Regions from separate parts of the Homo sapiens genome. Here region 2 is linked to region 1. Evidence: read pairs that join two places in POLR2A ChIA-PET (ENCODE). Cell type or tissue: OCI-LY7. All regions are shown on one strand. Each heading gives the region's core, and the rest is flanking DNA. Links, peaks and the distances in the headings are about the cores only.

Evidence for each region. Peaks named below come from ENCODE experiments on the same cell type or tissue, not always from the same donor. Only the 100,000 strongest peaks of a DNase experiment are listed, where the experiment ranks them.
Region 2: POLR2A ChIA-PET joins it to region 1 with 5 read pairs; 13 of 35 experiments call an interaction of 5 or more read pairs at or near these places.

What each region holds. Positions count from the first base shown.
Region 1 is chr9:6,648,373-6,653,749 of GRCh38, forward strand. No RefSeq gene overlaps it. Among named protein-coding and RNA genes, the nearest start is that of GLDC, 5.3 kb to the left of the region's middle. RefSeq lists an enhancer at 1-462. In OCI-LY7, for the core only: no CTCF peak of the experiment used is centred there; no DNase peak of the experiment used is centred there.
Region 2 is chr9:6,748,815-6,754,191 of GRCh38, forward strand. It overlaps a transcript of KDM4C not described here and the pseudogene SNRPEP2. Among named protein-coding and RNA genes, the nearest start is that of KDM4C, 6.5 kb to the right of the region's middle. RefSeq lists enhancers at 1,692-1,781, 1,792-1,851. In OCI-LY7, for the core only: no CTCF peak of the experiment used is centred there; a DNase peak (open chromatin) is centred at 2,247; H3K27ac peaks cover 644 bases.

The sequences.
Region 1 (5,377 bases), core at 266-5,265:
TTTGTTTATTTGTCTGTGTGATGTTGTGAAATACATATCTGGTATTCATCCCATTTCCTGGCCTGCAACTCCTAAAGTCTTGGGAATCTCCAGACTCCTGCCTTTTTGTATGCTAATGTGACTAACAGCTTCAGAATAGGGCTGGTCACTGGAAAGACAAAGACATAATGGGAGTTGAGACTTTCAGCCCCACCCTCAACTTCTCAGTAGGGCAGAGGGTCAATGATCAATGCTTAATCAATCATGCCTTCCTAATAAAGCCTCTATAAAAACCCAAGAGCCGGACGTGGTGGCTCATGCCTGTAATCCCAGCACTTTGGGAGGCCAAGGCTGGCGGATCACTTGACGTCAGGAGATTGAGACCAGCCTGGCCAACAGGGTGAAATCCCATCTCTACTAAAAATACAAAAATTGGCCGGGCGCGGTGGCTCACGCCTGTAATCCCAACACTTTGGGAGGCCAAGGTGGGCGGATCACAAGGTCAGGAGATCGAGACCATCCTGGCTAACACCGTGAAACCCCATCTCTACTAAAAATACAAAAAATTAGCCGGGCGTGGTGGCGGGCACCTGTAGTCCCAGCTACTCAAGAGGCTGAGTCAGGAGAATCACTTGAATCCGGGAGGTGGAGGTTGCAGTGAGCCAAGATCATGCCACTGCACTCCAGCCTGGGCAACAGAGGAAGACTCGGTCTCAAAAAAAAAACAAAAATAACACACACACAAAAACCCAAGAGGAGAGGTTTCAGAGAGCTTCTGGATAGCTGAATACACACAAAGTGGCACATGGGGAGAGGCCATGGAAGGTCCTCACCCCTTCTCCCATACCTACCTCGCCCTGCGCATCTCTTCATCTGTGTTACTTGTAATATCCTTTATAAAAAATCAGTAGACATAAGTGTTTCCCTGAGTTCTGTGAGCTATTCTATCAAATTAATCAAACCCAAAGAAGGGATCATGGAAACCCCAGCTTCAAGCTGATCCGTCAGAAGTTCTGGAGGCCTAGAATTGCAACTGATGTCTTGGGGACTGAGCCCTCAACCCTTGGGATCTGGCGGTATCCCTAGATAGAGTGTCAGAATTGAAGTGGAGTGCACCCAGCTGGTGTCTGCCTCAGAACCGACTGCTTGCTTGTTGGTGGGGAGAAATCCCCATATATTTCGGGATCATGGAAGTCATCTTCTTCTTTCTGTTTTTCCATTGAGACAGAGCCTTGGTCTGTTGCCCAGGCTGGAGTGTAGTGGTGCGATCTCAGCTCACTGTGACCTCGACCTCACAGTTTCAAGCAATTCTCCTGCCTCAGCCTCCAGAGTAGCAGGGACTACAGGCATATGCCACCACACGCACTAATTTTTGTGTTTTTTTTTTTTAGTAGAGATGGAGTTTCCCCATGTTGGCCAGGCTGGTCTCAAACTCCTGACCTCAAGTGATCCGCCCACCCTGGCCTCCAAAAGTGTTGGGATTACAGGCATGAGCCACCACGCCCAGCCAGATCATGGAAATCTTCTGTGTTGATTGTTGTAGTGTGGTGTGAGACCAGAGGAAGCACAGTTATAGTGCTTTTTCAAAACAGTTAGTTTTCCTGAATAAACCCAAACAAAGGCTATAATGGAAGCCAAAAGCAGATTGAGGAGGGCTTAATGTTTGGGTGAAAAAGGCAAGAGATTCCTGAGAGACACATTCACTCCCTGCCATTGTATGAGCTTTCAGGGAGTTTTTTCCTTTGCCTCCCCCTTTTCTTTTTTTTTTGAGTTTTGCTCTTGTTGCCCAGGCTGGAGTGCAATGTCCCGATCTCCGCCTCCCAGGTTCAAGCGATTCTTCTGCCTCAGCCTCCCGAGTAGCTGGGATTACAGGCATGCGTCACCACGCCCAGCTAATTTTTTCATATTTTTAGTAGAGACGGGGTTTCTCCATGTTGGTCAGGCTGGTCTCAAACTCCTGACTTCAGGTGATCCGCCCGTCTCAGCCTCCCAAAGTGCTGGGATTACAGGCGTGAGCCACCGCACCTGGCCTGCCTCCACTTTTGTTCCTCCCCTGCCCGTTCTGCTCTAGCACAAATATTTTGTCCTGAGCCAGCTTCCACCTCTTATTCAGAAGTCTCATCAGAATACTTTTCTTTTTTTTTTGAGACAGAGTCTCACTCTGCTGCCCAGGCTGGAGTGCAATGGCGCAGTCTCAGCTCACTGTAACATCCGCCTCCCGGGTTCAAACAATTCTCTTGCCTCAGCCTCCCGAGTAGCTGGGATTATAGGCACCCGCCACCATGCCCAGCTACTGTTTGTATTTTTAGTAGAGATGGAGTTTCACCATGTTGGCCAGGCTGGTCTCGAACTCCTAACCTTGTGGTCGGCCTGCCTCGGCCTCCCAAAGTGCTGGGATTACAGGCATGAGCCACCACAACTGGCATTCATCAGAATATTCTTATGTAAAGTCTAAAAGAAAGAAGACTTAAAAATAAGAAGAAAAAAGCAAAGAGAAGAAAAGAAAAAGAGAAGAGGATGAAGAAAGTGGACAGTAATGTAACAAACTTGGTGACATTTCGGGAACCATAGCCCTTGAAATGAATAAAGGGGCCAGGCACGGTGGCTCACACCTGTAATCCTAGCACTTTGGGAGGCCAAGGTGGGTGGATCACCTGAGGTCAAGAGTTCGAGACCAACCTGGCCAACGTGGTGAAACCCCATCTCTACCAAAAAATAAAAAAATTATCCAGGCGCGGTGGCACACATCTGTAGTCTCAGCTACTTGGGAGGCTGAGGCAGAGAATCGCTGGAACCTGGGAGGTGGAGGTTGCAGTGAGCCGAGTTCACCACTGCACTCCAGCCTGAGTGACAGAGTGAGACTCTGTCTCAAAAATAAATAAATAAATAAATAAACTTATATATGTGCAGTTGACAATGGTCTTTTTACGCAGAGCTATACATATAGAAGTTGTTCATGGGGCTGAGCATGATGGCACATGCCTGTAGTCCTAGCCGGGACCCAGGAGTTCTAGACCAGCCTGGGGAGCCCAGCGAGACCCCATCTCAAAAAAGTTGGGGGGTGTTGATGTAGACCCTAGACTTGAACAGTTTACAGGTGTCAAATTGTCTGATTCCAGAATTGCTCTGAATTCTGGCTATGGATAATATGGCATAAATTCAGATGAACTTCTTAGGCACTATGATGAAATTGGACCATAAGTGAAATTTTGGAATTAATTGGAAACCCTTCGTATCCATGAGGTCTTGGGGGTACTGCTCCAGGAGTCCCAGCTATTTAAAAATTTAAAAATTAAAAAAAAAAAAAAAAAAAGGCTTGGCATGGTGGCTCAGGCCTATAATCTCAGCACCTCAGGAGGCTGAGGAAGGAGCATTGCTTGAGACCAGGAGTTTGAGACCAGCCTGGGCAGCATAGCCTGGCTGTCTCTACAAAAAATTTAAAAATTAGCCAGGGCTGGGCACGGTGGCTCATGCCTGTAATCACAGCACTTTGGGAGGCCAAGGTGGGTGGATCACCTGAGGTCAGGAGTTTGAGACCAGCCTGGCCAACATGGTGAAACCTCATCTCTACTAAAAATACAAAAATTAGCCAGGCATGGTGGCGAGCGCCTGTAATCCCAGCTACTCAGGAGGCTGAGGCAGGAGAATCGCTTGAACTTGGGAGGTGGAGGTTGCAGTGAGCCCAGATTGCGCCACTGCACTCCAGTCTGGGTGACAGAGTGGGAATCCATCTCAAAAAAAAAAAAGCCGGTATTGTGACACATACCTGTGGTCCTAGTTATAATCACACCACTGCATTCCATCTTGGGCAACAGAAGACTCCATCTCTTAAATGAGAAAGAAATCGCCAGGTGCAGTGGCTCACGCATGTAATCCCAACACTTAGGGAGGCCGAGGTGGGTGGACCTCTTGAGGTCAGGAGTTCAAGACCAGCCTGGGCAGCATGGTGAAACCCCATCTCTACTGAAAATACAAACATTAGCCGGGCATGGTGGCAGGCGCCTGTAATCCCAGCTACTCAGGAGGCTGAGGCAGGAGAATTACTTGAACCCAGGAGGTGGAGGTTGCAGTCAGCCAAGATTGAGACACTGCACTCCAGCCTGGGCAACAGAGCAAGACTCCGTTTCAAAAAAAGAAAAGAAAGGGCTGGGCACAGTGGCTCACGCCTGTAATCCCAGCTCTCAGAGAGGCAGAGGAGGGAGGATAGCTTGAGCCCAGGAGTTCCAGACCTGCCTGGGCAGTATAGCGAGACCCCATTCTCCGCAAAAAGGAAAAAACAAAACAAAAAAAAGACAAAGAAAGAAAGAAAGAAATCTTCGAACTTGGAATGGGAACATGTTTGTAGCTTGGAATGAATTTTATTATCTTGAAACCCCAAATCCCACTGAGTCTCCTTTGATAGGTAAACCCATTCCTCCTGCCCTCTTTCATAAACTGGCAATACCTTGCATGAAGATCCTGTAATGACTTCGCTAAAGGCACTAACCTTGCAATGGAATGTCAATGCTTCTTTGCTTTCAGATCCACAACCAGAATCAGATCTTAACCATACCCCAAGAAGATGAGTAGAACATTTGACATCAGAGGAGAAGCTTACACAAGGAAAGAATTGCAAAATGTTGCTAATATATATTATCACCAGAGGGTTTCTATGGGAGTGGATTCTAAACCAGACAAAAAGGAATATAAAATTGAAATTATTGATTTATTTGTAGTACGAGAGATTCTGGATTCAGTGTGTTAGCTCAATCAGCCAGGAGTGGCTTTTTAGTTTGCTGAGTTGATTGATGAAATCATACTTAACAGTGCCTTCATTAAATTAGGTTAAGATACTAGGACTTCTGTCCGGGCACAGTGGCTTGCACCTGTAATCCCAGCACTTTGGGAGGCTGGGGAGGGTAGATCACTTGAACCCAGGAGTTCTAGACCAGCCTGAGCAACATGGTGAGACTCCTGTCTCTACAAAAAATATAATAATTAGCTGGGTGTGGTTGCATGCCTCTGTGGTCCCAGCTATTCTGGGGGCTGAGGCAGGAGGATTGCTTGAGTCTGGGAGGTTGAGGCTGCAATGCGTCATGATTGTGCCACTGCACTCCAGCCTGGGTGACATGTCTCCAAAAAAAAAAAACCTGTCTCAAAAAAAAAGAAATCCTAGAACGTCCTTGGAATAATAGAGAAGGATCTAAGTCTTGGTGAGAAAGGAATGTTGAAGTAGATTTGTCATGAGTAACACACTCTTCCGCACTTTCAGTGTATCCCTCAGAAGAAACCAGAGGACAATCCCTTCACCAGAGTATTGGGAAGTCCATTGGTAAGAGCAGCACCAGTGTTTTTGAAAAGTCCTGTGGCTGCGGTCCTCTACAGATATAAGATGGTGGTACACAATGGAACTGTTGAG
Region 2 (5,377 bases), core at 102-5,101, 100 kb after region 1:
AGGTTCATATACTCATCAAAACCAATGATACAGCCTTCTATCTGCATATTCACTTGCTCATAGAGCCACACCTGAATCTGCGATCTATTTTGTAAGTATCTGAAGATGAGGTTGATGGGCTGCACCATAACCTTCTGCACTTTCTGGCCCTGGCCACTGTATGCCATGGTGGAATTTCACAAAGAGCACACTTGCAAGCTTATTATTATTATTTTTATTTTTGAAATGGAGTTTTGCTCTTGTTGCCCAGGCTGGAGTGCAATGGCGCGATCTCGCCTTCCTGCAACCTCTGCCTCCTAGGTTCAAGTAATTCTCCTGCCTCAGCATCCCAAGTAGCTGGGATTACAGGCATGCACCACCACGCCCGGCTAATTTTGTATTTTTAGTAGAAATGGGGTTTCGCCATATTTGCCAGGCTGGTTTCGAACCCCCGACCTCAGGTGATTCACTCACCTCAGCCTCCCAAAGTGCTGGGATTGCAGGCGTGAGCTACCAAGCCTGGCCAGGAATCCTTAAAAAGGTGTCAGGATATCAATAGAAGTTTCATGAGCTAATAACTAATTTGAAGAGAACAGCCAACAAAATAGGACTACATGTATCTTTCTCATGATGGGGCTGGATAAAATCAGGTAACACTAATAAAGTCATCTAAGTGTGGGCAATATGGTGAGACCCCATCTCTACAAAAAATAAATTAAAAAAAATTAACCAGACATGGTGGTGCATGCCTGTGGTCCCAGCTACTTGGGAGGCTGTGACGGGAGGATTGCTTGAGCCCAGTAATTCAAGGCTGCAATGAGCTATGATTGCACCACTGCATTTCAGCCTGGACAACAGAGTGAGAGCCTGTCTCAAAAAAATAAAAAAATAAAATTAAAAAAAGGTAACCTGGCTGGGCGCAGTGGCTCATGCCTGTAATCCCAGCACTTTGGGAGGCTGAGGTGGGAGGATCACCTTAGGTCAGGAGTTCGAGGCCAGCCTGACCAACATGGTGAAACCCTGTCTGTACTGAAAATACAAAATTAGCCGGGTGTGGTGGTGCATGCCTGTAATCGCAGCTACTTGGGAGGCCGAGGCACAAGAATCACTTGAACCAGGGGGGCGGAGGTTGCAGTGAGCCAAGATTGTGCCATTGTACTCCAGCCTGGGCAACAACAGTGAAACTCCTTCTCAAAAAAAAAAAAAAAAAAAAAAAAAAAGAGTAACCTAAAGCCAGAGGAAAATGTACTTGCTGTGGTGTAGGCCAAGAAGAAAATGTAAGGCAATTTGTAGACAAGTTTAAGTTCATATTAAAATAATGAACAAGAATTTAGAAAATTTCTTAGAGGTAAGACAGCTCTTCATGGCCAGGCACGGTGGCTCATATCTGTAATCCCAGCACTTTGGGAGGCTGAGGTGGGCGGATCACGAAGTCAGGAGTTCGAGACCAGCCTGACCAATATGGTGGAACCCCATCTTTACTAAAAATACAAAAATTATCTGGGCATGGTGGCACGCACCTGTAGCCCCAGCTACTCAGGGGGCTACGGCAGGAGAATCGCTTGAACCTGGGAGGTGGAAGTTGCTGTGAGCCGAGATCGTGTCATTGCACTTCAGCCTGGGTGACAGATTGAGACTCTGTCTCAAAAAAAAAAAAAAAGCTCTTCACGAGGCAAAAGCACTTGAAGCGAAAGTGAAGCATAGCTTCTGTCTTATAGGAAGTTGAAATAGCCAAAACACCAAGTTCAGGAACAACTGAAAGCACATCATAGGTTTCCAAAAGGAGAGGAAAGAATCTCTTGATTATAAAAACGATGATGCTAAAGTTATGAATAATTCTCTTAAGTTTGACACTGAGGAGAAAAGTAATAGAAAAGAAATTGTATTATCTGGATTAGTCAATGAAGAGCCAGGGGCTCAACAAGGTCAGAAAGTGAAAGACAGAGAAGGCAGTTCTAGCTGCTATTACTGCATAATAAATAACCTCAAAACGTAGTGGTTTAGAGCAGCAGTGGTTTATCATTTTTTACTATTCTCTGGGTTAGCTGACAGTTAACTGCTGGTTTTGCCTGGGCTTGCTCTTGTGGCTGCATTCAGTAGGAGGTGGTTGGGCTGGAAGGTCAAGATGGCCTCACTTACCCATCTGGCAGCTGGTGCTGGCAGTCCACTGGGTGGGTACCTTGGTTATTTTTTCATGAAACCTCTCATTCTCTGGTAAGCTAGAAGAACTTCCTTACATGACAGTCTCAGGACCGTATCATAAGAGAGTGAAAGCAGAAGCTGCAATGTATCTAATGTCTAGCTTTGGAAGTCATATCACATCACTTCTGTCACATTCTGTTGATCAAAGCAAGTCAAAAGATCAGCCTAGGCCGGGCATGGTGTCTCACGCCTGTAATCCCAGCACTTTGGGAGGCTGAGGCTGGCGGATTGCTTGAGCTCATGAGTTAGAGACCACCTTGTGCAACATGGCAAAACCCCGTCTCTACAAAAAATACAAAAATTAGCCAGGCATGGTGGTGCACACCTGTAGTACCATCTACTAGGGAGGCTGAGGTGGGAGGATGGCTTGAGCCTGGGAGGTGGAGGTTGCAGTGAGCCAAGATTGCACCACTGCGCTCCAGCCTGGGTAACACACCCAGATCCTGTCTTAAAATTAATAATAATAATAATAATCAGCCTAGATTCAGCAGGTGGGGATATAGCTGATCTCTTGATGGAAGGAAGGGCAAAGTCACATTGCAAAGGATCATGGGAAGATCTTGTGGCTACATTTTACAATTTATCACAACAGGGAATGGATATGACAAGGACCCAAACTATATTAACATTAGTTCAAGAAGAGAGAAGCCACTTACAACTTTAGCTGAATGATGAGATCTCAATTATGCATAATCAGAACACTTAAGGAAGATGGAACAGGATAGTTGTTCACAATAGTCAGCTCAAGGCCCCTAGAAAATGTATTATAAAGCTGCAGGCTGAAAATTGAGCTCATTGATCAGACAGAATACCTTCTGGAAGAATTTGAGTAGAAAAGAAAAATCAGAGCAATTAGGTAGGGAGAAAGGGAAATATTAAAATCAGTGAATTTGATAAATTTGAGGTAAACTACAGAATGTGAAAATATCTTACAAGGCAACATTTTGTTCTGCAGAAGAAAGCCCATGACAATTAGGTTCTTGTTTGTGATACCAAAGGAGCTACTGCTGGAGAGATTAAGCAAGTCACATTCCTGAGTTAAAAATTAAGGAGGATGGCCGGGCGCGGTGGCTCACGCCTGTAATCCCAGCACTTTGGGAGGCCGAGACGGGCGGATCACGAGGTCAGGAGATCGAGACCATCCTGGCTAACACGGTGAAACCCCGTCTCTACTAAAAATACAAAAAATTAGCCGGGCATGGTGGCGCGCGCCTGTAGTCCCAGCTACACGGGAGGCTGAGGCAGGAGAATGGCGTGAACCCGGGAGGCGGAGCTTGCAGTGAGTCGAGATCGCGCCACTGCACTCCAGCCTGGGCGACAGAGCGAAACTCCGTCTCAAAAAAAAAAAAAAAAAAAAAAAAAAAAATTAAGGAGGAACAGGTAAAACAAAAAATTGGTAACGTTCTCAAAACCAGGGATTTTTTTTTTTTTTCCGGTGGAGTTTCGCTCTTGTTGCCCAAGCTGGAATGCAATGGCATGATCTCGGCTTACTGCAATCTCCGCCTCCTGGGTTCAAGCGATTCTCCTGCCTCAGCCTCCTGAGTAGCTGGGTTTACAGGCATGCACCACCATGCCTGGCTAATTTTGTATTTTTAGTAGAGACGGAGTTTCACCATGTTGGTTAGGCTGATCTCAAACTCCTGACCTCAGGAGATCCGTCCACCTCGCCTTCCCTGGAATTACAGACGTAAGCCACCGCGCTCAGCCTAAAACCAGGGATTGTTAAAGCAACTTCCAAAAAGTTATATTGTGGTCTCTTTCCAACTAATATATGAATTTTATTTATATATGCCAAGTGCTCTATTTCCTATTATAATCAGAGACTTTATAAAAATAGCAATAAAATATCTGTGTTCCTCAATGAAGATATCTTTTAAGTTCATGCCTGAGGTGGAGGAGCATTTTATCCCTCAGTGATGAAAGATGTCCTGTGATATTCCAGGCACTCTATGATCATTAATGGAAGAAGTGTGCTTGGACTGAAACCCATGCCTCACCCTAGTTCCAGGGGACCACTGAGGAGTCAGAAATAGCAGCTGCTTTTGATCTAAGCTCTGATGTAACTACAATACTAATCAGTATCTCAAGAAGTTCCTCTCCTTCTACCCCAATGGATGGTTTGGTTGACTCTGGCACAAATCCTAATCCTTATCAGGAATGGCCATGATAAGCTCACCTAGAGCAGAACTTCTACCTCTTCTTAGTCAGTTTGGACTGTCTTTCCAATGATAAGGATTTCATGGATCTAAAACTTTTCTTCCACCCTTATTTCTGAAAGTCTTCCAACTCAGGCCTAAGAGTAAGCACACCAGGCATTTACCTGAAATAATGGACTTGTTCCATGATTATTAAATCTATAAACACTGACTTCTATCTTTTATCTATCATGTCTTGGTCTATTTTGTGGTGCTATAATAGGATACCACAGACTGGGTAATTTATTTTTATTATTATTTTTAATTGAGATGGGGTCTCGCTATGTTGCCTAGGCTGGTGTTGAACTCCTGGGTTCAAGTGATCCTCCTGCCTCAGCCTCCCAGAGTGCTGGGATTACAGGCATGAGTCATCTCACCTGGCAGACTGGGTAATTTATAATGAACAGAAGTTTATCGGCTCGCAGTTCTAGAAGCTAGAAAGTCCAGGACTGAGGGGCTGTATTAGGTGAGGGACTTTGTGCTGCATTATCCCATGGCAGAAGGACAAAGAACAAGAGAGAAGAGGATGAACCCATTCCTGCAGTTACGGCATTAATTCATTAATAAGGGCAGAGCCCTCATGGACTAATCATCTCTCATTATTCCTGTATAAGTAACATACATATTTGATAAAGGTAAAGGTAAATAAAAACACTAAGTATTACTATCATTGAATTCTTTTTTTTTTTTTTTTTTTTTTTTGAGATGGAGTCTTGCTCTGTCACCCAGGCTGGAGTGCAGTGGCACGACCTCGACTCACTGCAAGCTCCGCCTCCCGGGTTCATGCCATTCTCCTGCCTCAGCCTCTGGACTAGCTGGGACTACAGGCACCTGCCACTGTGCCTGGCTAATTTTTTGTATTTTTAGTAGAGACAGGGTTTCACCGTGCTAGCCAGGATGGTCTCGATCTCCTGACCTCAGGTGATCCGCCCGCCTCGGCCTCCCAAAGTGTTGGGATTATAGGCGTGAGCTACCGAGCCCAGCCTCATTCAATTCTGTAT